Regions from separate parts of the Homo sapiens genome. Here region 1 is linked to region 2. The links are chromatin loops, found by intact Hi-C in ENCODE. Cell type or tissue: dorsolateral prefrontal cortex. All regions are shown on one strand. Each heading gives the region's core, and the rest is flanking DNA. Links, peaks and the distances in the headings are about the cores only.

The links. A loop is a pair of places that touch in the nucleus more often than their neighbours do. Peaks named below come from ENCODE experiments on the same cell type or tissue, not always from the same donor. Only the 100,000 strongest peaks of a DNase experiment are listed, where the experiment ranks them.
Region 1: it touches region 2 in a loop (4-fold over the local background); 36 of 110 quality-filtered maps call a loop at or near these places.

The regions. Positions count from the first base shown.
Region 1 is chr9:114,506,482-114,522,495 of GRCh38, forward strand. No RefSeq gene overlaps it. Among named protein-coding and RNA genes, the nearest start is that of WHRN, 9.0 kb to the left of the region's middle. RefSeq lists a silencer at 7,400-7,601 and an enhancer at 12,114-12,283. In dorsolateral prefrontal cortex, for the core only: no CTCF peak of the experiment used is centred there; no DNase peak of the experiment used is centred there; H3K27ac peaks cover 372 bases.
Region 2 is chr9:114,573,006-114,589,006 of GRCh38, forward strand. It overlaps ATP6V1G1 (ATPase H+ transporting V1 subunit G1), which reads left to right and starts at 14,764. Exons shown (of 3, transcript NM_004888.4): 1 at 14,764-14,915. The coding sequence starts at 14,834. RefSeq lists enhancers at 10,207-10,711, 13,223-14,042, 14,043-14,861, 14,500-14,579, 14,690-15,199. In dorsolateral prefrontal cortex, for the core only: CTCF peaks have their summits at 14,607 and 14,810; DNase peaks (open chromatin) are centred at 13,821 and 14,716; H3K4me3 peaks cover 2,074 bases; H3K27ac peaks cover 2,036 bases.

The DNA of each region.
Region 1 (16,014 bases), core at 4,516-7,015, 76 kb before region 2:
ACACACACACACACATACACACACACACCCTACCTCACACACATCCCTTCCAACCTGAGCTGCCTCTCCTAAGCTACTCTTCTATGTATTTTTCGTAAAAGTCTTCCAGAATTTCCATTGCAGAGCCAGCTGACATCTATCCAGGGTAGGGCAAGATGGAGGATTACCTGGAGGATTTGGTTTGTGGTGGACCCAGAAGGATAGATCATTCATTTATTTATTTATTTATTTATTTATTTATTTATTTATTTATTTGGTCGCTTTTCATTCAACGTTTTTGAAGCATCTGCTCTGTGCTGGGTCATGTGCTGGGTGCTGGAGACCCAGGGGAGAAAGATCAAATAAATAGAGTTAAAAACCAGTGTGATACCTGTTGTAATGGCGAGGGAGCCCAGGTTTAGGAGAGGAGAATATGGTAAGGACTTTACTGAAGAGGCGACACCTGAATGAAGAACCTGTAAGGAAAACGGACTTTCTCCTCTAGACAATGGGGAAGAGTGGAAAGGTTTTCAACACTGCTGACTTAATGCATTGAGGCTAGGAATGGAAGCTGTGTTTTCCCTAAAGATCTTCAATTCTTTACTTCCCTAAAACAGACATAGGTTAAATTAATGCCCAATAAACATATTTAACAGTGTGTCTGAGGAAGATTTTTTAAAAAATAGCCAATTAGGCTACCTTTGGCCATCTGTCTTAAAGCTCTAATCTTAGCAGTTAATGGTGTCTATCCTTATTCCTCCTTTGTAACTGTTGTTGAAGCCTTTCATGCAACTAGACCAAGATGTTTAAGGAAAAAAAATCAATCTTCTCCACCCCAAAAATGTATTAATGACATACCTCAAAATGCCACCAAGCAGGGCTTAATTGTATGCAGTTCAGGTTTCCTGCTAATGTGTTTCATGCTCAGCTCTCACTTAGTTTGTTTTAATTATAATTACTGTGATTGGTTTGATAAATGCATCCCAGGAGCTAAGATCCCCAGTCCCAACATTTTATTTCTGTGCAAAGGATGTTTTCAAGAAGGTGTTTTGCTTTAGGCAGCAGAAACCAGGCTGCATGCAGTCTTAGTAGAAAAAGAAACACTTTCTTCTGCAAACATCAGAGACCGTCTGAAATGCTGTGCTGTTGTTTAATTTCATAGAGGACGGTTTGGGAGGGCAGATGATAGAAAAAGAAATCGTTGGAGTTTCTTCCATCCATCTTACATAACCACCTTAGTATCAGTTTGCACTGTGTCCCCTCAGGCAAGAGGCAGTGTGTAACTGTGCTCAAACCTCCAGAATCCTATTTCATGTATGAAGATGTTTGTCATTCAGAAATAAGCTCTTGGAAATAAATGCTTCAGCTTCTGAGGGCTGCACTGCAAGACCTGGGAGAAAAACCTGAGTACACAACTTGCCCTTGGTTGCATACTGCCCTCTTCAGAGGGAAAATATTATTCTCCCATGCATGCAGCAGGCTTCCGTTTGCTTTCTTCACCAAAGCCACTTTTAATTGTTCATTAACGCTCCCCAGCTCTGGCCAGTGAATGCCCTTCCCTTCCCTTAGGAATGTTCCTGGAAACTTGAACACACTGGAGCAGTTGAAAAGACAGAAGGAAGAAGAATAAATTGTGTTGGGCGTTTTTCTTTTTCTTTTTTTTTCTAGACGGTCTCATTCTGTCACCCAGGCTGCAGTACAGTGGCATGATCATGGCTCACTGCAGCCTCCACTACCAGGCACAGTATCCTCCCACCTCAGCCTCCTGGTTAGCTGGCACTGCAATGCCTGGCTAATTTTTTGTATTTTTCATGAAGACAGGATTTCACCATGTTGCCCAGGCTGGTCTCGAACTCCTGGGGTTAAGCAATCCATCCACCTTGGCCTCCCAGGGTGCTGGAATTACAGATGTAAGTCACCACAGCAGGCCAGTGGTTTAGTTCCTATGTGTTGATTTTAACCAAGAAGTTGAGCTGCACTCTGGATACCAGGCAGAAAACCATTATTCCAGTCTCAGAGCTTCCCTTTAACTAGTTGTGTGACCCCACAGCAAGTGGCTTCACCTTTCATTTGTAAAATAAGGCTCCCAAACGTCCTGCCTCCCCAACATCCTGCCTCCCCAGAAGACAACTGCAACCTGTATGTTTCATGTTCTGTGCAGCAAATGAAAACATGTTGCAACTCATGGAGTAACATAGAGTTATTTTCCCTCTTTGTTATGTCAATCTTAAAAAGTCTTTTGCTAATAAATATTTCATAGTCATTGGAAGTGTCTCTCCTTTCCCTTTATCTGCTGGAATGTACCTTTAAAAGCAATGGAGATGAATTTGAGGTGCCTTTGCCATGGGACATACAGAAAAATAAAGCTAATGTTTATTGAGTGTCAAACTGTTTTAGACGCTTGTATTTTAACTCATTGTGTCCTCCCACTACTCTGTAAGGGAGATACCATCATCATCACCACCATCATCATCATGCTCCTGGTGAAACAGACAGGACATTGAGACATAGGGAAGTAACCATACCCAAATTTACAGAAGTAGTGAATGGAAGAGTTGGGATTTGAACCCAAACAGTCTGGCCGCAGAGCTCCTACTTTGAACCCCTGTGCTGTGCGATCCCCCCAATGTTTGGCTCAGAAATGCTGAACTGTCTCAGTATCTCTGCTGGGGCTGGTATGAGGACCACATTTTCCCATGGATGGGAATGGTATGAGGGTCACTCTTTCTCTAGAAAATTTGGCTGGGAATATCAAAGGTTAAAAACAAGCTACATATGAACGATTCCTGTTTCATAAGCTGACATTTTGTGGTGGAAGGAATGAACAGGGGTTTAGTCAAGAAGATGTCACTGGGAGAGATGGAGAGGATCTGGGGATGCCTCAGGGTTCTTAGCCTGATAGCAGGAGGAAGAAGAGGCTCAAGGTTGTCTAATGCCGGGTGTCATAAGGAACCTTTTCCAGCTCTGGGATCCCTGGAGAAAGGATGTTAGCAACTGGAGTTATCACTTCTGCTCCAGGACCACAACCTTCCTCTTCCTTGCAATGTCAGTGGGAATGATATCAGCAACGAAAAGAGAAGCAGTCGCCTCTATGAGTAGTAGATAATGCAGACAATATTGATGGAAGTGCAGGGAGATAAAAGAAAGGCGAGAAAAAGAGAAAGCACAAAAATATCGGGAAAAGAGGAGAGATACCGGTATTTATCTTGGCCTAAGTGTAATCTCCTGAGTCTGTCTCATCATTATGGAGAATCGTATTATGTTTGTGCAAGAAAGGGAGTTAGAGCACAGAGTTGATCTCCAGGTTCAAATCCCATCTCTGCTATTCACAACCTTTGTGACCTTGGGCAAATCACGGAGGGCTTTTTTGTACCTGAATTCCCTTACCTCTAAAACAAGGACAGTTGTGCTGTCATCAGTGTTATTGCAAATATTGATTTTGCTCTTATATGGAAAGTGTTTTTCAATATGACTTGCACATACCAGGTGCTCCTACAATGCTTGACACACTTCTCAAAGCTCTTACCACACAAGAGCACCTCAAGGGCGAAGCCACAGCTCCTTTATCTCTCTGTGCCCAGTGTTCAGCCCAAGGATGAGCCCACAGTAGATCCTCAGCAAGTATTTGCTGAATGGTTCCTTAGACTCCTCCCTCTCCCATTCTTGTATTACATATGGGACGCTCAGGGGCCAGAGAAGGTTGCTGTCTTGCCCATAGCCCTGCCGGTAGCCAGTGGTGCCTGTCCCAGGCCTTTTCCTCCAGGAAAATGTGTTGAGTGATTGCAGAGGGCTAAGCACTTTATAGGCATTGTTTCTCTTAATCCCCAGAATCCTGTGAAAAGAATACTATTATTACCACCACTGTACAGATGAGGAAACTAAGTGTCCAAGCTATGAGTTGTTTCTCCAAAGTCTGCTCTCACTACATCTTATAGTAAGACAGGTGGAACTGATGCCAATTTCTCTTATACAGCTTTGGGGGAAATAGCAGACTATTATGATAGCAAAAATAAGTTGCAGGGAGCTGATTTGTGGGCTGGAAAGAGGCAGAGCAGTGGAAGCGACCTTATCAGGCATGTCGTGCTGTAATCCAATTGCTACGAAGTCTGTTAAGAGCGTCTTAAATCAGGGGATTAGGTATTGGTTACACTGGGACACTCACTCCAACACCAGCTCTGTTCTGATTAGAGAAGCCCCTAGCAAAATCATCCTTGCCATGTACACATCAGCATGGTTCACTGGGGCATCCATTCATGCATTCATTCCTTTCATTCATTCAGATGGTACTTAGGTCCCTCTGCTCTGCCAGACTACATTCTGGGGATTCAGCAGGAGCAAGACCGCCATGGTCCCTGCCCTCCTGGAGCTGATGGTCAGGAGCTGTCTCATTGTGTGCATCAAATGTGATGATGGGTGACTGGATGCAAGCCCTGTGAGGTGTGAGGTAAGGGTCCCAGGCAAGGCTTCCCAGCTGGCATCCTCTTATCTGAGCCTCAGCCTCCAACCCATTTCAGCATCAGAGCACTATGGTCAGTACTGCAGATGGACTTGGTTAAATAATCCCTGCTTATTAACCTTGGAGGAATCGAATAATCTCCCTGAGCCTCAGTTTTTTCATCTATTAAAAAAAAAAAAGAGCTTGGCCGGGTGTGCTGGCTCACGCCCGTAATCCCAGCACTTCGGGAAGCCAAGGCGGGTGGATCACCTGAGATTGGGAGTTCGAGACCAGCCTGACCAACATGGAGAAACCTCGTCTCTACTAAAAATACAAAAATTAGCCGGGTATAGTGGCACGTGCCTGTAATCCCAGCTACTCAGGAGGCCGAGGCAGGAGAATCACTTGAACCAGGAAGTCAGAGGTTGTAGTGAGCGGAGATCACGCCACTGCACTCCAGCCTGGCGACAGAGTGAGACTACTCCATCTCCCCACAAAAAAAAGAGCTTAAAGGGGGTGGATGGAAGGTTAATGAAGAGAACACACGTAAAGCACATTGCACAGTGGCTAGGAAGTGCTTAATGGAAACTTGGAAAAGGTGGGAACATGGAACAAGGGGCAGCTCTGGGCTGGTTATAAGAAGTATGGTACTTTGAGAAAATCGCTCCTTTGCTTTGCCTTTCTATATAGCTCCCATCAAACATTTTTTTAATAGTGAGATGTCTCACTTTCCATGGAATTGCCTCATTTTCTCACTGATCCTTAAGGAAGCTTTTTTCTTTGTTTTGTTTTTAACTTTAGCCTTCAGGGCATTATGAAAATGTAATGCTGTTCTCGGACCCTCTGTATAGTGTTGGTCAAGTTCATTCTCTCCAGCTTCAGCCTTCCCATTTGTACAATGAGGGGATTGGAGGTGGTGGTCTGCAGGCCTCTCTTGCTCTAAGGATTATGTTTTTGTTTCTATAGCAGAGGAAGAGGTAGGGGAAAGGAAGAAGAGGAGGACAGGAGGTGGGGGGTATGAAACGTTTTCTGGGAGTTCTGGGCTGAGACAAATTGAGAATTCTGTCCCTGGCTCCACAGCTGACTGATGACTCTTCCTTTGACTGGTTTGTGGCTCTTAATGTCTCTTTGTCTCTGGGTTTCAAATAGCAGCTAATGGTCCTAGCTGCCTTTCAGCCAGTTGGTGATTTTTGCTTTTGACTTTGACCATCTTCAAAGACACTCGACACACATTTTTATTACATTTACAGGGCCCGGCACGCCCAACTACTTGGCAAATTGTGTCAAAGAATCTATAACTGTTACGGAAGAATGCTTTCTGTCTGCATTCTTCTTCATTCTTTGGAAATATGATATTCTCATTGACCTTCTATGAAGGTCACAGTAAATGACGTTTCAACATCCTAAAATTATAGTCTTTTTTTCAAAGCCATGTGGAACCTTAAAGATCTATTCATCTTTTTCATTCGACAAACAGTTTATCAAGTGCCTACTGTGTGCCAGGCACTGTGTGTGGGCTGAAAAACTGAACTCTAGTCATTGTTCTTATGGCTCTCATCTAATTGGTAGTAACATATAAAGAATAATACTGGCTGTGTGCTGTAATAAAGTGTATTAGTAACCTGTTGCTATGTAACAAATTGTTACTCACTTGATTGCCTAAACAATATGCATTTATTACATCCTGGTTTCCATGAGTTAGGAGTCAGGGCAATCGTTAGCTGTTTCCTCTGCTCAGGATCTTGCAGGGCTGCAATCAAGGTGTTGGCAGGGCTCTGTTCTCATTTGAAATCTTCACATGGGGAGGATCCACTTCCACGCATGCAATCAATGGCAGAGTCCATCTCTGTGACAGTATGACTGAGGGCCCACCTTTTTCCTGGCGGTTGGCTGGAAGCCTCTCTCTATTTCAAGAAGTTACTCACGTTTCACCATGTGGTCCACCCACGTTAGTTGACACCTCGAAAACCACAAGGGGGTCTCTCTATCTGCTAAGATAATGCCTTGTACAACATATTGTAATCATACGAACAACATCCCATTGTTCTCATTGACCTTCTATGAAGGTCACAGTAAATGATGTTTCAACATCCTAAAAGTATAGTCTTTTTTTCAAAGCCAGGTGGAACCTTAAAGATCTATTCACCTTTTTCATTCAACAGTATATCAAGTGCCTACTATGTGCCAGGCACTGCGTGTGGGCTGAAAGAGCTGAACTCTACTCAGTCTACTTTATGTGGCAAAGATGCATAAAGTAACCTAAGCAAGGGAGGGCCATCCCATCACCTTTACTATATTCTATGGGTTAGAAGCCTGTCTGTCTACACTGAATGGGAGGAGAATACACATGCGTGTGACTCACTGGGCGGGGGGGGTCCCCTTAGGGTGTGTCCATCACACAGAAAATGTCAAAGTATAACAAGTGACCAGAGGAAGAAGCAACAGATTCTTCCAGGAGAGGTCAAAAAGACTTTCTGAAAGAGGGAACACTTGAAGGATGACACCTGAGTGAGTAAAGGGTCACCAGGTGGGCAAAGTGGGAAGGACACTCTAGGCAGAGGAACAGCGTGAGTGATGACACAGAAGCAAGAAAGAATGCAGTATGTTCAGGAAACGAAGGAAGTCCGGCATAACTGAACATAGCAAGTAAATGGCCGGAGATTTGGCTGTAGAGGAAGTGGATTATGACAGACATGGAATGCTGGGCTAAGCAATTTTGACCTTATTCTAAGAGCAACGGAGAACCATCAACTGGCAGGTGCAGGTTCTGATTTTTCCTGGAGGAGTATCAGGCACCTTCTCTAACAGCCCTGAAAGATTTATAGATGCACTTGGACTCCATAAAGATCCACAGTGACAGTAGCACTTCTTCAACAGCATGATAGACATCAGAGCTTGCTAAAAATATGTCTGAGCCACCACAGCGTACCAAACCACAGACTGTTTATGTAGGAAGGGGCTGTCAAAATCCATATAGGCCAATGACTGCCTTTTCTCCTCACTGCAGTTTGATGCAGTTTGGCAGATGTGGCAGGCATCAGAGTCACACTGCCGGGGGTTTAAATCCTGGTTCTGCCACTTGCCAGCTTGAAAGACCTTGAATGACTGACCCCTCTGGTTCTGTTTCCTCAGTCATTCAATGAAGGTAACAGAGGATGCAGTGAAGAGGAAATGCAGTTATATATGCCAAGCACTCATTTGGCATACAGTGTGTGTGTTAGTTTGCTAGGGCTGTGTATTAGTCTGTTCTTGCACTGCTATAAAGAAATACCTGAGACTGGGTGATTTATAAAGAAAAGCGATTTAATTGGCTCATGGTTTTACAGGCTGCCCAAGAAGCATACTGGCTTCTGCTTCTGGGGAGGCCTTGGGAAATTTACAATCATGGTGGACAGCAAAGGGGCAGCAGGCACATCTTACATGGCTGGAGCAGGAGGGAGAGAGAGGGGGAAGTTGCTACACATTTTTTTTTTTTTTTTGAGATGGAGTCTCACTCTGTTGCCCAGGCTGGAGTGCAGTGGCGTGATCTTGGCTCACTGCAACCTCCTTCTCCTGGGTTCAAGCAATTCTCCTGCCTCAGCTTCGTGAGTAGCTGGGACTACAGGCACACGCCGCCATGCCCGGCTAATTTTTTTTGTATTTCAGTAGAGACAGGGTTTCACCGTGTTGTCCAGGCTGGTCATGAACTTCTGAGCTCAGGCAATCTGCCCGCCTTGGCCTCCCAAAGTGCTGGGATTACAGGCATGAGCCACCGCACCTGGCCAGTGCTACACACTTTTTAACACCCAGATCTCATGAGAACTCTATCACCAGAACAGCACCAAAGAGATAGTACTAAACCATCTGCGAAGGATCCACCCGGATGATCCAATCACCTCCCACCAGGCCCCACCTCTAACATTGGGGATTCCAATTGAACATGAAGTTTGGGTGGGGACACAGATCCAAACCATATCAGGCTGCCGTAACAAAATACCATGGACTGGGTGACTTAAACAACAGACATTTATTTTCTCACAAATCTAGAATCTTGAAGTCCAAGATCAAGGTGTCAACAGGGTTGGTTTCTTCTGAGCCCTCTCTCCTTGGTTTGTAGACAGCCTTCTCCCTGTGTCTTCACATGGTCTTTTGCCTGTTTATGTGCCCATGTCTGTGTCCAAATTTTCTCTTCTTATAAGTCATATTGGATTAAGGCTCACCCTAAAACATCATAACTACCTCTTTAAAGGCCTTATCTCCAAATATAGTTACATTCTGAGGTCCTCAGGATTAGGACTTCCACATATGAATATGAGGTAAGGGAGGACATAATTCAGCCCATAATAGTATGTATATTCCCAACTAATGTTAGATGCTTCCTCCTCCAGCTCCAATTGGTGAAAATCTTTATGTCCCAATTCCAGGCACGACTTCTCAGGCTCTCCTATCCTAACTATTCTATGAGAACTAGTTTGTGTCATGAAAAACCTTCCATAAGGACGTGCATTTGTTCCTTGCTCTGTGCATGACAAAAAACAAAAAAACAAAAACAGCAACAACAGCCCTGGTGCTATCCTAACACTGTTGGAATGTGCCTAACGAGTCACTTGAATAACCTTTCTTTAATTTAATCCAATGGCAGTAATTTTCTGGAACACACCGTTACAAGGGAGCAGTATGATCTCCAGGGCTTTTTGTTGTCTAATTAAAAGGCACTGTAGCAAGAAGGAGTTTGCAGTTGCCTTTCAGAATCTGATTTTGGAGTTGGAGAAAATGAGGATTTTTTACTGGACTGTGAGGAGGTTAGGAAGGGTGGCCGGCCCAGGGAGACTGTGGAAGCTTTTGCTGGTCATGTGGCAAAGGCTTTGTGCCATTGTTTTTGCTTGTCAGAAAAAGCCAAGGTCACTCCACTGTCTGGGAGTCCTCTTTCCTTTTAGGTGATGGACAACGAAAGCCTGACCATGGGCTAAGAGCCTCACTGGCTGAGGAATTTCATGGGGCAGGGGTGGCTGCTGATCCATTTACAAAATTAACTCATTCATCAGCACTGTCTTACTGAACATTTATTAGGTGCTAATGGTGGGCATAAAGGTAAAAATAATTGACATTTATAAATATCTATAGATTACAGGTTCTTAATGTGGGGATCATGACTTCAGAGCACCTGTGACGTCTCAGAAATTGTGCACCGTATCTGTGCTTGTGTGCGTATCAATGTTTCATTTTTCTAAATTCTGTGGTCCATGACCAAAAACATTGAGACCTCCTTATTCTAAATAATACTTGCTTCAATTTACTGAGAGCTTACTTTATCAGATACATTATGTTCCTTTCTTCATTTAAGACTCATGTCAATTCTCCAAGAATTCCTGTATCATCCCCATTCAACAGATGAGGAAACTGAGGCTGGGAGGCTAAGCTTTTAAAAGGCAAAGCTTGGGTTTCATCCAGTCATACAACAAACTTTTATTGAATATCCCTGCTCTAGAGGAAGAGTTAGACAACTGCAATACAATGAGGTGGGTGCTCCAATAGAGGAAGGTAGATGGGGCACAGAGGGAGCACCTGACCCAATGTGGAGGTTGGAAGTCAGGAAAGCTTCCTGGAGGAGTGAATGCCTGCACTGAGTCTTAAGGAGAAGGCAGGTAAAATAGTTGGGAAGGGGACTCCGGAAGTGAAGACTAATTTGTGTCTGGGAGTGTGCCAGTTCAAGAAGGGAGAGAAACACAGAAACACAGATCTGACCAAGGTCTTCTTTTTTTTTTTTTTTTTTTTTTTTTTCAGAAACCTCATTCAACCAGTAAACCTCAGAAATGATATTCAGCCTCACTTGTGATCAGAGAGTTGCAAGTTAAAACAACATTGAGATACCATTTCGCACATACCAGATTGGCAAAATCAAAATAACTGACATTACCAAGTATTGGCAAGGTTGTGGTGCAAAAGGAATGTGCTTACAGGGCTGGTGGGAGTATAAATTGGCAGGACCACTGTGGAGAGCTGCTTGGCAGCATCTAGTAGGCTTGAAAAAATGCCAACTCTAGACCTGGTGGCTCCGTATCTTGGTATATTTCCTGGAGGAAACTCTTACACATTTGTACCAGACATGTGTCCGTTGGTTTCTGCTATGTAACAAACCATCCCAAAATGCACTGTCTAACCATCACCGGTTTAGCTCACACTTCTGTGAGTCAGCTGAGCTTTTTCATGGGTCTGCGGTCAGTTGGAGGCTCAGCTGGTAGCTGAATGATCTAGGAAGCCCTTACTCACTTGCCTGTCAGTTCGCTGGCAATTGGCTGGGGCTACGGGAGCAATTGGTCTACACATCCCTTGTCATCCAATTGATGTCACAATTAACACCTTTGCCTGGGAGATAGGAGATGCCTCGAATAAATGGGAGCTGAAATCACACTTTCTGCAGGATGAACTGATAACATGAATTAGAAAAACGCAGCCTTCAATTGCTTTTCTTTTCCTTGTAACAGTTTTATTGGAGTATTGTTCAAGTACCATACAATTTACTCACTTAAAGTGTATAGTTATATGGTTTTTGATATATTCCCAGTTGTGCAATCAATTCTAGAACATTTTCATCACCCCCAAAAGAAGCCCCATACCCTCTAGCCATCATCCCCCATAATCAACCCCCAGCCCTAAAATGCCACTTACTTACTGTGTCTAGAGATTTGCTTATTCTGGACATTTCATACAAATGGAGTGATTCAATATGTAGCCTTTTGTGACTGGCTTGTTTTTTTTGTTTTGTTTTGTTTTGTTTTTGTTTCTGTTTCTGTTTGTTTGTTTTGAGATGGAGTCTTGCTTTGTAGCCCAGGCTGGAGTGCAGTGGCATAATCTCAGCTCACTGTAAACTCTGCCTCTCAGATTCAAGCCACTCTCCTGCCTCAGCCTCCCATGTAGGTAGGATTACAGGCCCCTGCCACCACATCTGCTAATTTTTGAATTTTTTTATTAGAGATGGCTTTTCACCATGTTAGCCAGGCTGGTCTAGAACTCCTGACCTCAAGTGATCCCAAAGTGCTGGGATTACAGGTGTGAGTCACCGAGCCTGGTCTTTTCCTTTTTTTTTTTTTTTTTTTTTTTTGAGACAGGGTCTTGCTCTGTCACCCAGGCTGGAGCACAGTGGCACCATTATGGCTCACTAGCTCACTGTAGTCTCTACCTTCTGGGCTCAGGCAGTCCTCCCGCCTCAGCTCCTTGAGTGGCTGGGGCTACATGTGTGCACCACCACATTCAACTAATTTTTTTACTCTTAGTAGAGCCAAGGTCTTGCTATATTGCCCCGACTGGTCTTGAATTCCTGGGCTCAAGCAATCCTCCTGTCTTGGCCTCCCAAAGTGCTGGGATTACAGGTATGAGCCACTACATCTGGCTGTGACTGGCCTCTTTCACTTAGCATAATGTCTTCAAGATTCATGCATGTTGTAGTATGTATCAGAACTTGTTTCTTTTTCATGGCTGAATAATATTCCATCATATGTCTTTGCCACATTTTGTTTATTCATCAGTTGATGGACATTTGGGTTGTTTCCACCTTTTGGCTACTATGAATAATGCTGCTATGAATATTTATGTATATGTTCTTGTGCAGACAAATGTTTTCATTCCTCTTAGTTATATACCTAGGATTAGAACTGCTGAGCTGTTTAACCATTGATAACCATAGACACCTCTATGGTTAACCATTTGAAGAACTGCTAGACTGTTTTCCAAAAAGGCTGCAATAAGTCTTAGAGTTTATAGCCTTCAAGAGTCAACCTTTTGAGGCCTTTCAATCTAACATCTGCTTGTGTTACTTTCAGTTTCTTCCTTGTTGTTATTGATGGTTTCATTTCTTTGTCAGCTTTCTACCAACCAGCATTCAGATGCGATGTGGCTTCAGGCCCAGAAAACTCACAGTTTTGGGGCAGCTCTGTCTATTCCACCCTTTGGACTCTGAGGCCCTGACAAGATTGAGGAACTGCAGCTCCCTCGCCTGCACACTTTCGCTGGCTCATGGGGAATCTTTCTGTTCCCAGTTCCATTTCATTCCTGTTCCCTCTACTGTAGAGCCTTCCTTAGCTCCGCCCTCTCCTCCACCCAGCCAAGGGAGGGGGGTTCCTGGGGGTCATCCAACCAACTCTCCATTTCTTGCTGGGGACTCTGAGGCAAGATAGGGTGGTTGTGGTGTCCTAGGTTAGAAAATAAGTTGATGGCAGAATTTGACAGAATTCCAAGTTTCTTTTTTTCTTCTTATTATAGAAGTAATGTGTGCTTATTGTACAAAAATTTGAAAATAGATGTAAATAGATGCAAAAAGAATAAAAACACATTTTTTGGAAAAAGATCACCCCTAATTCCCCCCACTATAGAAAATAAATGCAAACGTTTTGGGTGTATAGCTTTTATTTATGTAATTATCCATTCATTTATTCAGTGTGATATTGTGATTTATAATAAGAAATATATTTTTTGGTCTTTGACCCCAATTCCTGACACAGAGCTGCTAATCCCTTGGAATTTCCTGGATGATAGAAGCATATTTTGTTCTAATGAGGCAGCTCTTAGTGGGTTCCTGAATGGAGGTGGTCGCCAGAAACATGAAACCGTGATTAGAAGCTCAGAACTTTCAGCCTCACACTGCCTACCCGTATCCCCCAGGAAGGGAAGAGGAGCTGGAGACTGAATTAATAATCTACCATGTGATAAAACTCCAAAAAATCCCTGAACTATGGGGTCCAGAAAGCTTCTAGGTTGCTGAACACAGGAAGGTTCTCAAAGGGTGTCAAGCCCACAGAAGACGTGGAAGCTCTGCACCCCTTTCCCACATACCTTGACTTGCGTACCTCTTCCTCCACTATTTGTCTATATCCTTTGTACCATCCAGTATAATAAACTGGTAAGCATAAATACATGTTTCCCTGAGTTCTGTGAGCTGCCCTGGCAAAGATCAAAACTAAGAAGGAGGTTGTAGGAACCTCCGATATACAGCTGGTTGGTCAGAAGCGCAGGTGATGGCGTGGACTTGTGATTGGTGTCTGAAGTGGGTGGCAGTCTTGTAAGACTGCACCCTTAACTTGTGGGGCTTGTGTTAACTCCAGGTAGATAGTGTCAGAATTTAATTGTATCGTACGACACCCAGCTGGTGTTGGAGAATCCGTCTGTGTGGGAAAAAAACTCACATATCTGGGGCCACAGAAGTGTTAACTGTGAGTATAAAGAAAAATTCATTTTTCCTATATACATTCAGTAAAGGTTTATTGGGTGTCTACCAATTGCTAAGTACTTTATCAAACCCTGGGGACTTTTTTTTTTTAATATACGTAGGTATGTAAATATATACATCTTTCCCTACAAAAATGGAATCATCATTATATAGATATTATATATAATTTGAATTTCTCTATCATACCAACAATATGTGGTCAGTCTTTTTCTATGGCAATGCAAATAAATCTACGTCATTCTTAATGACCATTTAGAATTTACCATGATTTCTTTAAGCAATCCTCTGTTATCAGACACTTCAATATTTTAACTTTCTCTTATTGTCAGCATAGCTATAATAAACAATCTTTTGTCTTCTTAACTCTTCAGATAAATTCATAGAGACATAGTAGCTGGCCAAAAGTATATTCTTTTCTAGAGGCTATTATTGATACTTTTTGCCAGCACCTATCAAAAAGACTTCATAGGTAGCGTCTCCCATCAGGAGTATGTAAGAATGCCTATTACCCACTCCTTGTGAACATTCTGCTAAGCCCTGGGGAACTTATTCTTTTTATTCTTTTCCAATTTGAAAAGCAAAAAAATTGGTTGTATGTGTTTCCTTGGGCTACTGTAACAAAGTATCACAAACTGTGTGCTGAAAAGAACAGAAAATGTATTCACAGTTCTGGAGGCTAGAATTCTAAACTCAAGGTATCAGCAGGGCCATCCTGCCTCTGAAACCTGCAGGGAAATCATTCTTGGTGTCCTTCTGGCTTCAGGTGTCTTCCTAGCTTCTGGTGGCTTGCTGGCAATCTTTCGTGTGCCTTGGCTTGCAGCTGCATTGCTCCAATCTCTGCCTTCATTGACATTCGGCTTTCTCCCTGAGTGTCTCTGTCTTCACATGGCCAGCTTCTTATTAGACACCCATTGGCCAGGCACGGTGGCTCATGCCTGTAATCCCAGCACTTCGGGAGGCAGAGGCAGGCAGATCACCCAAGGTCAGGAGTTCAAGCCCAGCCTGGCGTACATGGAGAAACTCTGTCTCTACTAAAAATACAAAAATTAGCTGGGTGTGGTGGCACATACCTATAATCCCAGCTACTTGGGAGGCTGAGGCAGGAGAATCGCTTGAACCCGGGAGGCAGAGGTTGCAGTGAGCCAAGATCAAGCCACTGCCCTCCAGCCTGGGTGATGAGAGTGAAACTCCTTCTCAAAAACAAAAAAACAAAAATCAACAAAAAATAAAAAACACGAAACCCATTTTGTTGGATTAGGGGCCAGTTCTACTCCAGTAGGACCTCATCTTAACTAACTGCATCTGCAATGACCTTATTTCCATATTTCCAAATAAGGTTACATTCTAATAAGATACTGGGGGTTCGGATGTCAACATACCTTTTTCTCTTTTTTTGGCAGAGGAAGACGCAATTCAATCCATAATATTGGTAATGCATGACTTTAACATTTGTTTTCTGTCCCAGCTACTCAGGAGGCTGAGGTGGGAGGATCATTTGAGCCCAGGACTTTGAGGCCAGCCTGGTAACGTAGCGAGACCTTGACTCTTTAAAAAAATGTTTTTTGATTCCTGAAAAGATTAAGCATTTTTCCATATATACCTTTGTTCATTTTTCTACAATAATCTTTGTCTTTATTTACTTTTAAGAACTCTTTACAAAATAAAAATATTCACAACTAAACCCTAGGCTCTTTTCCTCTTTTACTCAATCTCAAACACAGCAAAATGTGTCCAGACTTTGGAGTATTTTTAAATTGTCAGAGTATAGCTTGCCTTGGGTGCTGCTCTCTGCCTACTGGCATGGGGAGAGAATCCTCTTCTTATGGCCCCAGCTGGGGAATGTGACATTTGTGACTTCTGTATTAATCAAAATAGGCTAGATTATGCCACATTAAAAAAATGACCCCAGAAATCTTGGTGAGTCACAGCACAAATATTTATTTCTCACTCAGACCACATGTTCACTGCAGGTTGGCTAAGACCCTGCCCTGCACCATTACTCCAAGACCCAGGCTCCTATTGGAGCTCCCATCTGGGACATTAGCATCAGGAAAACAGAAACTATACTGTGACTTTAACAGAGAGAATTTAATATAGGAAATTGTTTTCATGAGCACTAGAGGAATGAAAAGTCAACAGAGAACAGTGAGGGAACACTAAGAGTTAACTGCAGGAAGGAAAGACCAATCCTAAGCAAAGGCCACCCCTAGATTTGGGGGAATGAAGGGAATAAATTGGGATTATCAGAACCTAGCGACTTAGAGGCAGGGCTGGCCACACAGAGCTGGTACCCAGATCTCTGAAGAGGTGGAGCTGCTCAACTGGTCTCACAGGAGGTGCAATAAGGCTGGCTTTGGGAGGGCTGGGAACTGGAACCAACTACTAGTGCCAGGAGCAA
Region 2 (16,001 bases), core at 13,502-16,001:
TCCAGACTTCACACAACCTACCCCGGAAGTTGTAGATGAAGTAATTCAGGATTGTCCTGTGAATGTCAGACATCTTCCCTGCAAGAATATTGTCCTCTCTGGTGGTTCAACTATGTTCAGGTACTTTGAATATTGCTTATGAGAGATTTGAACTCTAAGATGCCAGGAATTAAGTGAGGAATTGAGTAGCAGTAGATTGAGGCCAAAACCTATTGATACACAAATCACTACACAACACATGTAGCAATACAGTCTGATTTGGAGGATACATGCTGGCGTCTATGAGTACGCCATGCCAAAAAGGATTATGAAGAAACTGGACCTAGCATTTCTCATCACAATCCAGTGTTTGGAGTCCTGTCATAAAACTGACCTCATAGTTATTGGGGTTAGAGAGGTGGGGAAGAGATCAGCTTTCTGATTACCTGTTTTTTCTGGATGGCTGGTTTTGAGGTTTTATACCTGGCTGGAGGCTGGGTGCAGTGGCTCAGGCCTGTAATCCCAGCACTTTGGGAGGCTGAGGCAGGTGTATCACCTGAGGTCAGGAGTTCGAGACCTGGCCAACATGGCGAAACCTCATCTCTACTAAAAATACAAAAATTAGCCAGGCGTGATGGCGCACACCTGTAATCCCAGCTACTCTGGAGGCTGAGGCAGGAGAATTGCTTGAACCTGGGAGACAGAGGTTGCGGTGAGCCGAGATCATGCCACTGCACTCCAGCCTGGGCAATGAGTGAGACTCCGTCTCAAGAAAAAAAACAAACAAAAAAAACTGGCTGGAAACAGTAAGATTAAACATGATCATACAGGCGTATTTTTGTAAGTATACCACCATGCAGATGTAGAAGACAGCGAAAATGATTAAGTGTATTTCTTCAGACAGAATATTTGAATTTTATGTGTAACAAAAAAAAAGTGGGTTTTAGTTCTTTCTGAGCCTTGATATTTTTAAGGAATTGTTTAAGATTTGATGGGTTTTTTTTTTTTTTGGTGTGTAGATAGTTCCATGATGCTTGAATTGCACACACCTCTACATGTGCAATGCAAAAGCTTGTTTATATTTCATACTGTTTATACTTTGAGAAAAAAATTAAAAGAAAACCTGTGATATTTGAAGGGGGGAAGTGACCAAGTAAAGGATAAATTTTTAAAAATAGACTTATGAGGGCCAGATGCGGTGGCTCATGCCTGTAACCCCAGCACTTTGGGAGGCCGAGGTGGGCAAATCACGAAGTCAAGAGATCGAGACCAGCCTGATCAACATGGTGAAACCCCGTCTCTACTAAAAATATAAAAATTAGGTGGGCATGGTGGCGGGCACTTGCAATCCCAGCTACTCGGGAGGCTGAGGCAGGAGAATTGTTTGAACCTGGGAAGCAGAGGTTGCAGCGAGCCAAGATTGCTCCACTGCACTCCAGCCTGGGTGACAGAGAGAGACTGCCTCAAAAAAAAAAAAAAGAGACAAAATGCATAGGAAAATTAAGGATAAGATTTTATTAAGGCTATTGCAATAGGGAGAGCCATCTAGATGTGAAGATCAAAGTATTCTGGCAAAGTAGCTTTGCCTTAGACCTTTATAGTTAGGAATGGGCAAGTCACAGTTGCATAAGGAACAGTTAGAATGGTTTTGCAATCAGGGGAAGTCTCTACCAGCTGAACAGAAAATGTTTACTTTTGTCTCTAGTTTCAGGGGGACAGGCAATTCTAATCTTAATTGCTCATGAAAAAAGGAACTCGAAGTTGAAGGGTCTGCATTTGACCTTGTCACAAATACCTGGAAGTCATCTGTGAATCCTATAGAAGGGAGTCTTATCTAAATTAGTGGAGCCTGGAGCAGTGGCTCACACCTGTAATCCCAGCACTTTGGTAGTTCCAAGGTGGGCAAATCACCTGAGGTCAGGAGTTTGAGACCAGCTTGGCCAGCATGGTGAAACCACATCTCTACTAAAAATACAAAAATTAGCTGGGCATGGTGGCACACACCTGTAATCCCAGCTATTCAGAAGGCTGAGGCAGGAGAATCGCTTCAACCCAGGAAGCAGAGGTTGCAGGTTGCAGCCAGCCGAGATCGCTCCACTGCACTCCAGGCTGGGTGACAAGAGTGAAACTCCATCTCAAAAAAAAAAAAAAAAAAAAAGAGAGACCTCCATCTCTACAAAAAATTAAAAAGTTAGCCAGGTGTCCCAGCTACTTGGGGGCAGAGGTGGGAGGATTACTTGATCCTGGGAGGTAGAGCCTACAGTGAGCTATGAATGCACCACTGCACTCCAGCCTGGGCAACAAAGTGAGACCCTGTCTCAAAACAAAAACAAAAACAAAAAACAAACATAGAAGAAAAAGAAATAATTAATTAATTAATTAATGGGAGGAGCCAGTGGTTCTTACAGGTAAGCAATTTCCAGGAACACAAAAGGATGAGGGGAGTGTGAAAAACAAAAGGTTGGGAGATGTCTTAACTCTTGCCGTTTTCCAGGAGCATAGGGCTTAGGTAAAGTTCAACGTTGTTAATCTCATGAAAAAAGTGTGAAAATTAAACAAAAAGGGGCACACACACATAGGCTCTGGCTCCCTGCATCGGAGATGCCAGAAAGAGCAATCTCTTAAAAGGCATTCCTGCCATTCTCCTGCTGCCCTCCCATTGCTTGCTTGCTTGCTTGATTTATTTACTTTATTTATTTATTTGTTTATGATGGAGCCTCACTCTGTTGCCCAGTCTGGAGTGCGTGGCACTATCTTGGCTCACTGCAACCTCCACCTCTCGGGTTCAAGCAATTCTCCTGCCTTGGCTTCCTAAGCAGCTGGGATTACAGGCGCCTGCCACCATACCCAGCTAATTTTTGTATTTTTAGTAGAGACATATTTCATCATATTGGCCAGGCTGGTCTCACCTCCTGACTTCAGGTATCTGCCCACCTCAGCCTCCCAAAGTGTTGTGATTAGCAGTGTGAGCCACTGCACCTGGCCCCCATTGCTTTGAGATAAAGGCCAAAGTCCTTAGCAAGGCCTCCAGGCCCCACTGAGCTGGCCCCTGCCTACTTCTCCGGCCTCACCTCAGGGCCTTCTTCCCCTCTGTCTGTGCACTCCAGCTTCACTGCTCTTTCTGGAACACTCCATTCTCTCTTTTGCCTCAGGGCTTTTACTCAAGTTGTTCTTTCTGCCTCAAAAGCTCTCCAACCCTCCTAACCTCAAACCCTACCCCAATGTGGACACCTCAAGCTTGGTTAGTTACCTCTTCCTCATTCTTCAGTCTATATTGTCACCTGAAGAGTGATGAGGGTCACAAATTTCGAAGGCAGGGTTCTATTTCTCATAAAGGGTTGCAGCCTGCAAGTTGGGCCATTCTTTTTTTTTCTTTTTGTGACGGAGTTTCGTGCTTGTTGCCCAGGCTGGAGTGCAGTGGGGCAATGGGGCGATCTCAGCTCACTGCAACCTGTGCCTCCCAGGTTCAAGCGATTCTCCTGCCTCAGCCTCCCCAGTAGCTGGGATTACAGGCACCCGCCACCACGCCTGGCTAATTTTTGTATTTTTAGTAGAGACGAAGTTTCACCATGTTGGCCAGGCTGGTCTCGAACTCCTAACCTCAGGTGATCCACAAGGTGGCCATTCTGACAGGTTGGGAAGCATAGCCTGTGACAGAAGATGGGGAACAGGAGCTTCAAGAATGGGAAGTGTAGAGGCCGGTGCAGTGGCTCACGCCTGTAATCCCAGCACTTTGGGAGGCTGAGGCGGGTGGATCACGGGGTCAAGAGATCGAGACCCTCCTGGCCAACATGGTGAAACGCTGTCTCTATTAAAAAATACAAAAATTAGCTGGGCATAGTGGTGCATGCCTGTAGTCCCAGCTACTCAAGAGGCTGAGGCAGGAGAATCGCTTGAATCCAGGAGGCAGAGGTTGCAGTGAGCTGAGATCATACCATTGCATGCCAGCCTGGTGACAGACCGTGACTCTGTCTTCAAAAAAAAAAAGAATGGGAAGTGTAAAACAGAAATTTATGCTGAGCTGGTTGGCTGAGTATACATACGCAGTAAGCTATAGAAGGACTCATGAATATTTATGAAACAAGAAACATGCACATGTACAATTGAACTTCATGCCTCTTCATGGGTTGCATGTTCCAAAAACTGCGACATTAGCATGATCTGAGGGAGGTGTTTTCAGCCCTCTGATGTCAAAAGGTGAAGCAGAGGACACAGAGCTCACTGTCCCTCACTGCAGCCTCTATACCCTGCCCAGAACTGCTCTATGGTTGGTGACCTCTTAACAGGAAGGAGTGCTGGTCAGTTGCTGTGTGGAAACTGCAAAAGAGACGGGGAGTCTGGTCACGGCCTCAGGTGATTGACTAGAGGTGATAAAGGAATGAATTCTTTGTTTCTTGTTTCCTTTTTTTCTGTATTAATGTTATTTTTAAAATTTTTCTGTAGAGACAGGATCTCACTATGTTGCCCAGGCTGGTCATGAACTCCTGAGCTCAAGCAATCCTCCCAGCTAAGCCTCCCAAAGTGCTGAGATTACAGGTGTGAGCCACCACGCCTCATCTGTTTCTTGTTTTCTAGAGCTGCTCTCTGCTTATTCCTTAGGAAAGAATTCTGGCTGAGGTTAGTAAGGAAGGGGCCTCCTGAGGTGTGTCTGACCTCCTGTCCCAACATGACTGGGAGCTCAGCATTTAAAGATTTTCTGGGATCCGGTTGGCCAAGAGGGGGCCCATTCAGTTGGCTGGGAGGTTTAGGATTTTATTTTTATTTCTCATGATCAAGTTACTTTGTTAAAAAACCCTTGGATATCAAAATTCTGTTTTCTAGAGTAGCATCAACAGAAATATAATGCATACCACATGAGTAGTAATAAATTTTCCTGTTGGGCACATTTTTAAAAGTAAAGAGAAAAAGTAAAATAGATTTTTTTTGTTTTAACAATGTTTTATTTTTAATTGTAGTAAAATATAATATAAAAGTTATCATCCTGACCATTTTTAAGTGTACAGTTCAGTAACATTAACTGCATTCATATAGTTGTGGGATTAAACTCCAGAACATTTTCATCTTACAGAACAGAAACTGTCTACATATTAAACAACCCCTGATTCCTTTCTTCCCTACTCCCCCATCACCCGCCTTGCTCCTGGCAACCACCATTCTACTTTCTGTCTCTATAAGTTTGACAATGCTAGGAACCTCTTATAAATGGATTAATACAGTATTTGTCCTTTTGTGACTGGCTCATTTCACTTAGCAGAATGTTCTATTGTATGCATATATGTATATATATGTAGCTATCGAGCGCTTGAAATATAATAAATATTATTATATACATATATTGTGTTTAAATGTTAAATATATTATTTACATAATATAAATATAATATTAAACAATATCTGTAATAATTTTTTTTTTTTTGAGACAGAGTCCTGCTCTGTCACCCAGGCTGGAGTGCAGTGGCACCATCTCAGCTCACTGTAACCTCCGCCTCCCGGGTTCAAGTGATTCTCTTGCCTCAGCCTCCTGAGTAGCTAGGATTACAGGCGCACACCACCATGCCCGGCTAATTTTTTTATATTTTCAGTAGAGATGGGGTTTTGCCATGTTGGCCAGGCTGGTCTCAAATGCCTGACCTCAGGTGATCCGCCTGCTTTGGCCTCCCAAAGTGCTGGGTTTACAGGCATGAGTCACTGCACCCAACCTAAGAGTTTAAATATCTTAAATTTAAATATCTTTAAATATCCTAAATAAATTAAACACTTCATTCCATAAAATAGAATAAGTGTTCCAATGAGCCGAGCAGAGTCTCCTGACCTCGTGATCCACCCACCTCGGACTTCCAAAGTGCTGGGATTACAGGTGTGAGCCACCGCGCCTGGCGGATTGGTCATTTCAAAGTTCTCCTCTGCAAGGCAGGCACAAGGAAACAGAACTATAGAGAAATAAGTGATTGTTTTTTAAATTTCCTTTTCCTGTTTTTTTTTTAATTTAAAAACAATTTTTAGACTTCTACTTTTTATTTTATTTTTTTAGAGAGACAGAGTTTTGCTCTGTTGCTCAGGCTAGAGTGCAAGACTGGAGGCAAGACTGGGCTAAAATCCAGCCCATACTGTGACCATTTGGCCCAGAAGGTGCATCTTTTTAAATTTTTTTTTTTTTGAGACGGAGTCTTGCTCTGTCGCCCAGGCTGGAGGCCAGTGGCGCGATCTCGGCTCACTGCAAGCTCCGCCTACCAGGTTCACGCCATTCTCCTGCCTCAGCCTCCCGAGTAGCTGGGACTACAGGTGCCCGCCACCACGTCTGGCTAATTTTTTCTATTTTTAGTAGAGATGGGATTTCACTGTGTTAGCTAGGATGGTCTCGATCTCCTGACCTCGTGATCCATTTTAATTTTTTAATTTTAAAAAATTTTTGAGACAGAATCTTGCTCTGTCACCCAGGCTGGGGCACAGTGGCATTATTTCCGCTCACCGCAACCTCCGCCTCCCAGATTGAAGTGATTCTCGTGCCTCAGCCTCCCAAGTAGCTGGGATTGCAGGTGTGCACCACCACACCTGGCTAATTTTTGTATTTTTAGTAGAGATGTGTTTTGCCATGTTGGCCAGGCTGGTCTCAAATTCCTGAGCTCAAGCGATCCTCTTGCCTCGTCCTCCCAAAGTGCTGGGATTGCAAGTGTGAGCCACCACACCCAGCCACAATTACCTCTTGAAGCCACTTGCTACATAGTCTCTAGATCAACTGATGCCAAGTAGTCACCAAATGCCATATGCTGGATGCCATATCCCATACCCTATAGCTCAACGATGTCTAGCTGTTATAGTAGCTAGTCAGGCACACATGAGAAGACTAGACTGCAGTGGCTCGATCATATGGTAAACTATATATATACATAGCCATTCTTTTGGTCTAAGCTTCTGTACTAGGCCCCAGCAGACCAGACTAAAAATCAAAATGGAATCACTCAGGCTGAGGTTTCCATGCCACCAAACCAAAACTAATTTGTTATCTGACCTTCCCATAAATCAAGAGAGAGATAACAGCCTAACTTCCTGAACAGGCCAGTTTCAATTGGCATGATAATGAAGTTCTCTCTGCTTTAATCCTTAACAAAAAAGTAAACTGAGGTAAACTGATGTTAACCAATCACTTGGTTGGGCATGGTGGCTCATGCCTGTATCCCAGCACTTTGGGAGGCCAAGGCAGGTAGATCCCTTGTGTCCAGGAGTTTGAGACCAGCCTGGGCAATATGACAAAAGTACGTCTCTACAAAAAATACAAAAATTAGCTGGGTGTGGTGGTGCACACCTGTAGTTCCAGCTAATCAGGAAGTTAAGGTGGGAAGATGGCTTAAGCCCAGGTGGTCAAAGCTGCAGTGAGCCAAGATCACGCCACTTGTCACACCTAGTGCCAGGGAAAGGCAGTCTCCCAGTAGTTAGAAAAACCAGATACTAGTGATGAACAGCCTTCCAAGTTGGGTGAGTGGGCTCAGACATTCACACTAAGAGGCAAAATGGCAGAGTTTAACTGGTATATGACCTTCTAAGAGTATTTGACTAAGGGAAGAATGCCTCAAGTGAGCATGCATATAACTCCCGTAAACACGCTGCGCACGCAGCCCCTCTGAAATGCTGGCAGGCCACTGTACATGCGGACAGCCCACTCCAAGGGAAGAAGAATCAGGAGAGAAGTAATGCAAGACCCCAGAAAAATGCCAACATATAAAACCTCAAGTCAAAGGTCAAACTACACATTTGATCTCTCAAGTCACCCACTTGGCCCTCTTCCAAGTGGACTTTCCTTCCTTTCATTCCCACTCTAAAGCTTTTTAATAAACTTTCACTCCTGCTCTAAAACTTGCCTCAGTCTCTCACTTTGCCTTATGCCCCTGGGTCAAATTCTTTCTTCTGATGAGGCAAGAATTGAGGTTGCTGCAGAACCCTACAGATTCACTGATTCACCGCTACTAACATAGCCAGTTGCTAACCAATGTCATCTCTGTAAACCAGTGAGAATTCCTGTCAAACAACTTTGCATCAGCCCACTTCTTGCTTTTAAAACCCTGTTTAATAACAAAGGCCAAACAAAGCACTCTCCCAGTCAACTTGGAAGTGTGTCCTGGGCTGGAGTCCTCAAACTCTGCCCAAATAAATTCTCTGTATTAATTTTGCCTTAGTTTCTTTCTTTAGGTGGACAGGATGTTGAGAATTAATGGATGTTGAGAATTAATGCATAGCTAACCCTTCCTCTCCCTTGATTTATATGGAAGATAATTACTGTTAAGTAAAAATTATAGACGAGCCAGTCATGGTGGCTCACCACTGCAATCCCAGCTCTTTGGGAGGCCGAGGCGAGAGGATCGCTTGAGCCCAGGAGTTCAAGACCAGCCTGGCCAACATGGCAAAACCCGTCTCTACTAAAAATACAAAAATTAGCCAGATGTGATGGTTTACACTTGTAATCCCAGCTACTTGGGAGGCTAAGGCATGAGAATTGCTTGAATCTGTGAGGTGGAGGTTGCAGTGAGCAGAGATCACGCCACAGCACTCCAGCCTGGGTGACAGAGCAAGACTCTGTCTTAAAAATTAAAAAATAAATAAATTAATTTAAAAAATAAAATTAAAAAGATGCTCCTTCTGGGTCAAATGGTCCGGGTATGGGCTGGAATTTAGCCCAGTCTTGCCTCCTTATGCAGTAAACAGCCTATCCCACCATTTGCAGTGGCACTGCAGAGTCTCTGGAAGGAGTCCCCTTGTCTAAGGTGACCTTTCATTGACCAGATACACTAGGTCATTTCTTATCTTCTGTGGTGAAGTCCCCAAAAGCCAGTGGGAACTCGACCCCTGCTGGTGTCCAGGTTTTGTCACTGTCATGAGAAGGAATTCAAGGACTAGCAGAAAAATAGTGAAAGTACTGAGATTTATTGCAAAGTGCAGAGTACACACTCAAGAAAGGGAGGTGCAGGTGTTCTCAAGACAGAGAGCTATGCCATCGGGTTTGGGGTTTCTATCTTTATGGGTTTCCTTAGCCAAGGGGCAGAATATTCATGAAGGTTCCTGGAAAAAGGTGAAGATTTCTCAGAACTGTTGCTGCCCATTTTTTTTTTTTTTTTTTTTGAGACGGAGTCTCGCTCTGTCACCCAGGCTGGAGTGTAGTGGCGCGATCTCGTCTCACTGCAAGCTCCGCCTCCCGGGTTCACGCCATTCTCCTGCCTCAGCCTCCCGAGTAGCTGGGACTACAGGCGCCTGCCACCACGCCCGGCTAATGTTTTGTATTTTTAGTAGAGACGGGGTTTCACCATTCACAGGATGGTCTCGATCTCCTGACCTTGTGATCCCCCCACCTCGGCCTCCCAAAGTGCTGGGATTACAGGCATGAGCCACCGCGCCCAGCCTTGTTGCCGCCCATTTTTACACCAAATATGGGTGTTCCTGGGACTGTCCAGGTGCTGGTGGGTGTATGATTTGGTATGTTAATGAGCGTATAATGAGGTCCTAGGAGAAACCTAGGTCAAATTCAGCCCCAGATTGGGTCCAGTCGAACTTAGCCAGCTTGGCCTATACTCTGATTTTTCAGGGTTTTATCAACCCCTAGCTTATGCATCCATTTCAAAAGTTGCCTTTTATTAGTCATATGAATCTGCTGCCTAGAATTTTCCTTTTTTTTTTTTTTGAGACTGAGTCTTACTCTTTTGCCCAGGCTAGAGTGCACTGGCATGATCTCGGCTCACTGCAACCTCCGTCTCCCAGATTCAAGTGATTCTCTTGCCTCGCCCCACTAGTAGCTGGGATTACGGGCACATGCCACCATGCCCAGCTAATTTTTGTATTTTTAGTAGAGACGAGGTTTCGCTATGTTGGCCAGGCTGGCCTCGAACACCTGACCTCAGTTTATCCACCCTCCTCGGCCTCCCAAAGTGCTGGGATTACAGGCATGAACCACCGTCCCCAGCCTGCCTAGAATCTTCTATTCTCCTGCCACTGCCCTGTATTATTCTTGTGTCAACATGGGGTCCAGATATCTAAATTCTTGTGAGCAGTGAGTACATTGTAAGCTAGTTACATGTGTTAACTGATTTAATCCTCACAATAACATTATTATACTATTATTAGCTTCATTTTTTTTTTTTTTGAGACAGGGTCTCACTTTGTCACCCAGGCTAGAGTACAATGGCGTGATCACAGCTCACTGCAGCCCTCAACTCCTAGGCTCAAGCAATCCTTCTGCCTCAGCCTCTGGAGTACCTGGGACCACAGGCATGTGCCACCATGCCTGGCTAATTTTTTGAATTTTTTGTAGAGAAGAGGTCTCACTATGTTGCCCAGGCTGGTCTTAAACTTCTGGGCTCAAGCTATCCACCCACCTTGGCCGGCTAACTTCATTTTTAACATACGAGGAGTTGAACCCACAGAGTGGTTCCATTTGCTAAATTACAGGGCTAGGGATTTGAACTCGGGCCACCTGGCTTTCTTACCCAAGGTAGTGAGAGGCTCCACCTACCTTAGTTCTAGCTGAGCTGGGGTGTGTGAAGAACACCCTTGCTGCTTCTCCTTGTTTCCAGCCTGTGTTTGAATAACTACTTCTCAGAATGGAAACACTCCTTTCTTTGATATGCTAATACATTCCTTGGTCAGGGCAGCAAGGCCTGAGATCCACTCTGTTTCCTTCAGACGACTGTCTGAATCTACCCTACTGGCTCAAAACTTTCTCTCAGAGGGCAATGGCTTCACCTTTATTTCCTAGTTATTGTGGGACACCTCCCCAGGGTACATGAGTTCTGACAACAAACACCCACTCAGATCATCGGAAAATCCAAACCAGTCTAAAAATTTCAGAGGCGGGATTGTCTGATTTTTTTCTCTTTACACAATAAACTTTTGAAATGCTACAAGCAAAAAGAATTCTGGAATTTGTAGATATTTAGATGGTTTGAGGGACTGGACTGTTAGAGGAACCCTAATGTGAAGGCTTTTGTTAAGTGGAGCACCACATTTGTAATTCAAACAATCACCCCCTAGCCAGATAAAAATAACAGCTTCCATTTCCTGGCTCTTACTGCAGACTAGAAATTGCAAGGGCTTTACATCTGTCATCATCTCTCTCTAATAACACCTTTATAGAGGTATAATTCACATACTGTACTTTTAAAGTATGCAATTCAGTGTTGCTTTTTTTTTTTTTTTCTTTGGAGAAGGAGTTTCGCTCTTGTTGCCCAGGCTGGAGTGCAATGGTGTGATCTCGGCTCACTGCAACCTCCGCCTCCCAGGTTAAAGCCATTCTCTTGCCTCAGCCTCCCAAGTAGCTGGGATTACAGGTATGCACCACCATGCCCACCTAATTTTGTATTTTTAGTAGAGATGGGGTTTCTCCATGTTGGTCAGGCTGATCTCAAACTCCCGACCTCAGGTGATCCACCCGACTCAGACTCCCAAGGTGCTGGGATTACAGGTGTGAGCCACCGTGCCCGGCCGGGTTTGTTTTTGTTTTTGTTTACTGTATATTCACAAGGGTATGAAACTGTCACCACTAATTCCAGAATGTTTCCATCACCCGAAAAAGAAAACCCATGCCAATTAGCAGTCACTCCCCCATTCCTCTCCCCTCAGCCCCTGGTTAACCACTAATCTATTTTCTGTGTCTATTTGCCTATTCTGGATTGTTCCTATAAACGGAACTGTATAATATGTAGTCTTTTGTGCCTGGCTTTTTTCATTTAGCATATTACCAAGTTTCATCCACGTTGTAGCTTTATTTCCTTTTTATAACCAAATACTATTCTATTGTATGAATATGCTACATTTTATCTACTCATCAGTAGATGGACATTTGGGTTGTTTCCAGTTTTGGGGTACCATCATCTCTTTTAATCTTCATGCCACCTCTAGAAGTGTGTATTGCTGTCTTCCATTGATTGACTGAGTGAACTGTGGTTTCTTTCTTTTGTTCTCCTTTTGTTTATACAGATGGGGCCTCCCTGCATTGCCCATGCTGGAGTGCAGTGGCCATTTACAGGGGCAATCATAGTGCACTACAGCCTCTAATTCCTGGCATCAAGGGATCCTTCTGCTTCAGCCTCCCGAGTAGCTGGGTCTACAGGCATGTGCCACCATGCCCAGCTAATTTTTGTATTGCTAGTAGAGATGGGGTTTCACCATGTTGGCCAGGCTGGTCTGGAACTCCTTACCTTGTGATCCACCCGCCTCAGCCTCCCAAAGTGCTAGGATTACAGGTGTGAGCCACCACGCCCAGCCTTTATTTCTTTATTAAAATGTACTTTAACTGGCTGGTCGGGGTGGCTCACACCTGTAATCCCAGCACTTTGGAAGGCCGAAGCTGGTGGATCACGAGGTCAGGAGTTTAAGACCAGCTTGGCCAAGATGGGGAAACCCCATCTCTACTAAAACTACAAAAAAAATTAGCCAGGCACAGTGGTAGGCACCTGTAATCCCAGGTACTCGAGAGGCTGAGGCAGGAGAATCGCTTGAACCCGGGAGGCGGAGGTTGCAGTGAGCCGAAATCGCGCCACTGCACTCCAGCCTGGGCTACAGAATATCTAAAGAAAAAAAAAAAAAGAAAAAAGAAAAAGAAATAAGGTACATTTGCAGAAGTATAATCACTAACTCTGTCAGATGTTATCTTATGTGTAAAAGAGGCAAGGATTAGTGTAATTTATCCTTTAAGGAATATAGTAACTCAGGCAGGAGACATGTGGGCCCATGTGCTCTATTCTGTTTTATCTTCAAAACTCTTTCCAGTCCTGTTTCTCACATCAGAAAAGGATAGAAATTCTGTTCTTTCCAACCCCACCACGTCAATCAAATGAAAATGTCCTGAGCCATGAATCCAGCTCCTGGAGTGAAGAATCTTTGTATCAAGAAAAATTCTGGCATTATTTTATGTTCTCAGCACTCAGTGGACTCTAAGAGGTCACCTGGTCCTTTCCTCAGCCCAGAGGATTCCGGCAGAAAAGCAGTAGCTCAGAGGTTTTACTCTGCAGCCCTGACTGGATTCAAATACCCTGTCTGTGTGTTAATAGGGGCATGACTTTTGGCTCAGAGACTTTGCGACTCTCTGAGCTTCAGTTTGGTCAATATAAAATGGAATTAGTAACAGTATCAAAGTTAATGTGAGGAGTGAGTGAAGCGATGACAAGGGCCCGTCATACTGTAAACTCAAACCATGGCTTCCTATTTCCCTATTCACGGTGGATGGGGAGATGTCTCCGTGCCAAGTTGACCCCCTCCCCAACTCCGCACACGCTGGTCCTTTTCCCCTAATCATCTCCCACCGCCTCCATCCCCCACTATCCTTTCCTGGGTAACTTCTTATTCTTCAGATCTTATTTTATTTTTTGAGAATTTTTATTATTTATTTACTTATTTATTTTTGAGATGGAGTCTGCTCTGTCACCCAGGCTGGAGTGTAGTGACACGATCTCGGCTCACTGCAACCTCAGCTCCCAGGTTCAGGCGATTCTCCTACCTCAGCCTCCTGAGTAGCTGGGATTACAGGCGCGCGCCACCATGCCCGGATTTTTGTATTTTTAGTAGAGACCAGGTTTCACCACATTGGTCAGGCTGGTCTCAAATTCCTGATCTCGTGATCCGCCGGCCTCAGCCTCCCAAAGTGCTGGGATTATAGGCGTGAGCCACCGCGATTGGCCTATTTTAATTTTTTAATTTTAATTTTTTTGAGACAGTCTTGCTCTGTCGCCCTGGCTGCAGTGCAGCGTCACGATCTCGGCTCACTGCAGCCTCCGCCTCCCGGGTTCAAGCGATTCTCGTGCCTCAGCCTACTGAGTAGCTGCGATTACAGGCGCGCGCCACCACGCCCGGCTAATTTTTGTATTTTTAGTAAAGACGGGGTTTCACCACGTCGGCCAGGCTGGTCTCGAACTCCTCACCTGAAGTGATCCACCCGCCTCGGCCTCTCAAAGTGCTGGGATTACAGGCTCGTGAGCCACTGCGCCTGGCCTTCAGATCTTAAACACCACTTCCTTGGTACAGCATTCAGAGACACCTCCATATTCCTCTCCCCTTACTAAAGGTTCCTTCTTACGGCACCCTGCATTTTTCCTTCATGACTTTATCACAGTTTGTAATTGTCTATTTATTTTAATTAATCTGTCTGTGTCCATAAACTGTGAGCTCCGCCGGGACCTTGTTTGCCCTGCTCTCTGCTATGTCCTCAATATCAACAGTGGACTAGGATCACAGCAGGCTTTCATCAAATATTTATGGGAAACAGTCCAGTCCATTCCTGAACTCGGGTTCAGAAAAGGATAGCGACCTGTCCAAAATCACACAGGTTAGCGGCAGACTTGATCCCGAGTCTCCTAACTGGCAACCCAAGACTCTATCCCCGGAACTGGCAAGAATCTTCCTGAACTACCCCGATAAAATTTTGAGTGCCAAAGAAAGTCCCAGAAAGGGAGTGAGTAGAGCAGTGTGGAGAGTAGGAGGAAAGTGATTTGACTTGGCCCCTCCTCTCTTGACGTTGAGCATACTGCAAACAGACACTATACGTGGCAGGGCGGCTACAGAGTGAACCAGCGACAGGGTAGCCATTAAAAGAGGCCAGGGAGCGGACAGAGGAGTAGAGGGCAGTACTGCGCAGTAGACTGCACAGGCGCAGTCGAGGAGCTCCGCTCCTTTCTCCTCAGCCCCGCCCCGCCCCATTTCTGCCGAATCACAGAAGTTCAAGAGCGGTCAGCTGATGCTACGCTGTGCGGTCACGTGACAACGGGGGCGAAGCGCAGGCGCAAGGAGCAAGCGCAGATTGTGGGCGGCTGTGTCAGCTGACCCAAGGGGCCTTCGAGGTGCCTTAGGCCGCTTGCCTTGCTCTCAGAATCGCTGCCGCCATGGCTAGTCAGTCTCAGGGGATTCAGCAGCTGCTGCAGGCCGAGAAGCGGGCAGCCGAGAAGGTGTCCGAGGCCCGCAAAAGTGAGTTTCAGGGTGGGGCTGCCCGGCGTGGCGCGAGTCGAAGAAAGACCGCTGGGCCTCAGGTGGTGGGTAGATTAGGCCCGAAAAACTGCGGGGTGCGGGCGTGCGTATAGTCGCGGAAGGTTGTGTGTTTCGAAGCTTTGAGGAGCTGAGGCTCTGGAAGGCTTGCGGATCGCCTGGAAGCCACGATGTGAGATGGTAAATTGGGCGTGGAAACAATAATGGGTTACCGTCCTTGGGGCCTGGAGGCATGTGAAATGGGCTCTCCAAACGGAGCTCTTTGTTCTTCTTCTCTCCCACTTAACCGCTCTGGGGTGGTCAGTCTCGGTGAAGGGAGCCAGCATCCACACAGTTGCTTGGTCTAGAAACCTGGAGTCCTGCTTGCCTCTTCTCCCTCCCTCATTTAGTCAGTCGCCAAGGCTTGCGTATCTTTCACTTTTTCCCCCATGTCTACTACCAGCGTCTTAGTCCAGGACACCAGTTTCTCTAAAGGTACTGTAGTTGTCTAAATCGTTGGCGTGTGTGCGTGTGTGTGTTTCTGATATGTGGCAAGCGCAGTGTGTGTGTGTTTCTAACATGTGGCAAGCGCAGTGTGTGTGTGTGTGTGTGTGTGTGTGTGTTTCTGTCTAATATGTGGCAAGCGCAGTGCCCAGTGCATCAGTTGTCTCCCCTAACGTGGCATTCAGTGTCGCAGTGAAGGAAGCAGGTATTGGGTCAGTTAATTAATTGCAGGAGAGATGAGGGCTGGAGTGGAGAAATGTAAGGTTGCTAAAGAATTTAACAGGTGAGTTTAATCTAGACTGGGGAGTGGAAGAACCCGTTCTGGTCCCCTCCAGTCAATCCATTCTCCTCTCTGCAATCAGTCATCCTTCTAAAATGCAAATATGTGACTTCCTGCTGGTAAGGAACAAAATAAATAAATAAGTGCAGATATGATTTCCCTACCGCCTTTGTAGTCAGACGTTTAGTTCCTGCAGAAGAAAGCTCAAATTCCTTAATGAAGTTGGGGAGGCTCTTGTGGGTCAGGCCTGGTGCTTTCCTCCAGCTATACTGAATCGTTGTGGTCCCTCAGAAGCAGCATGATGT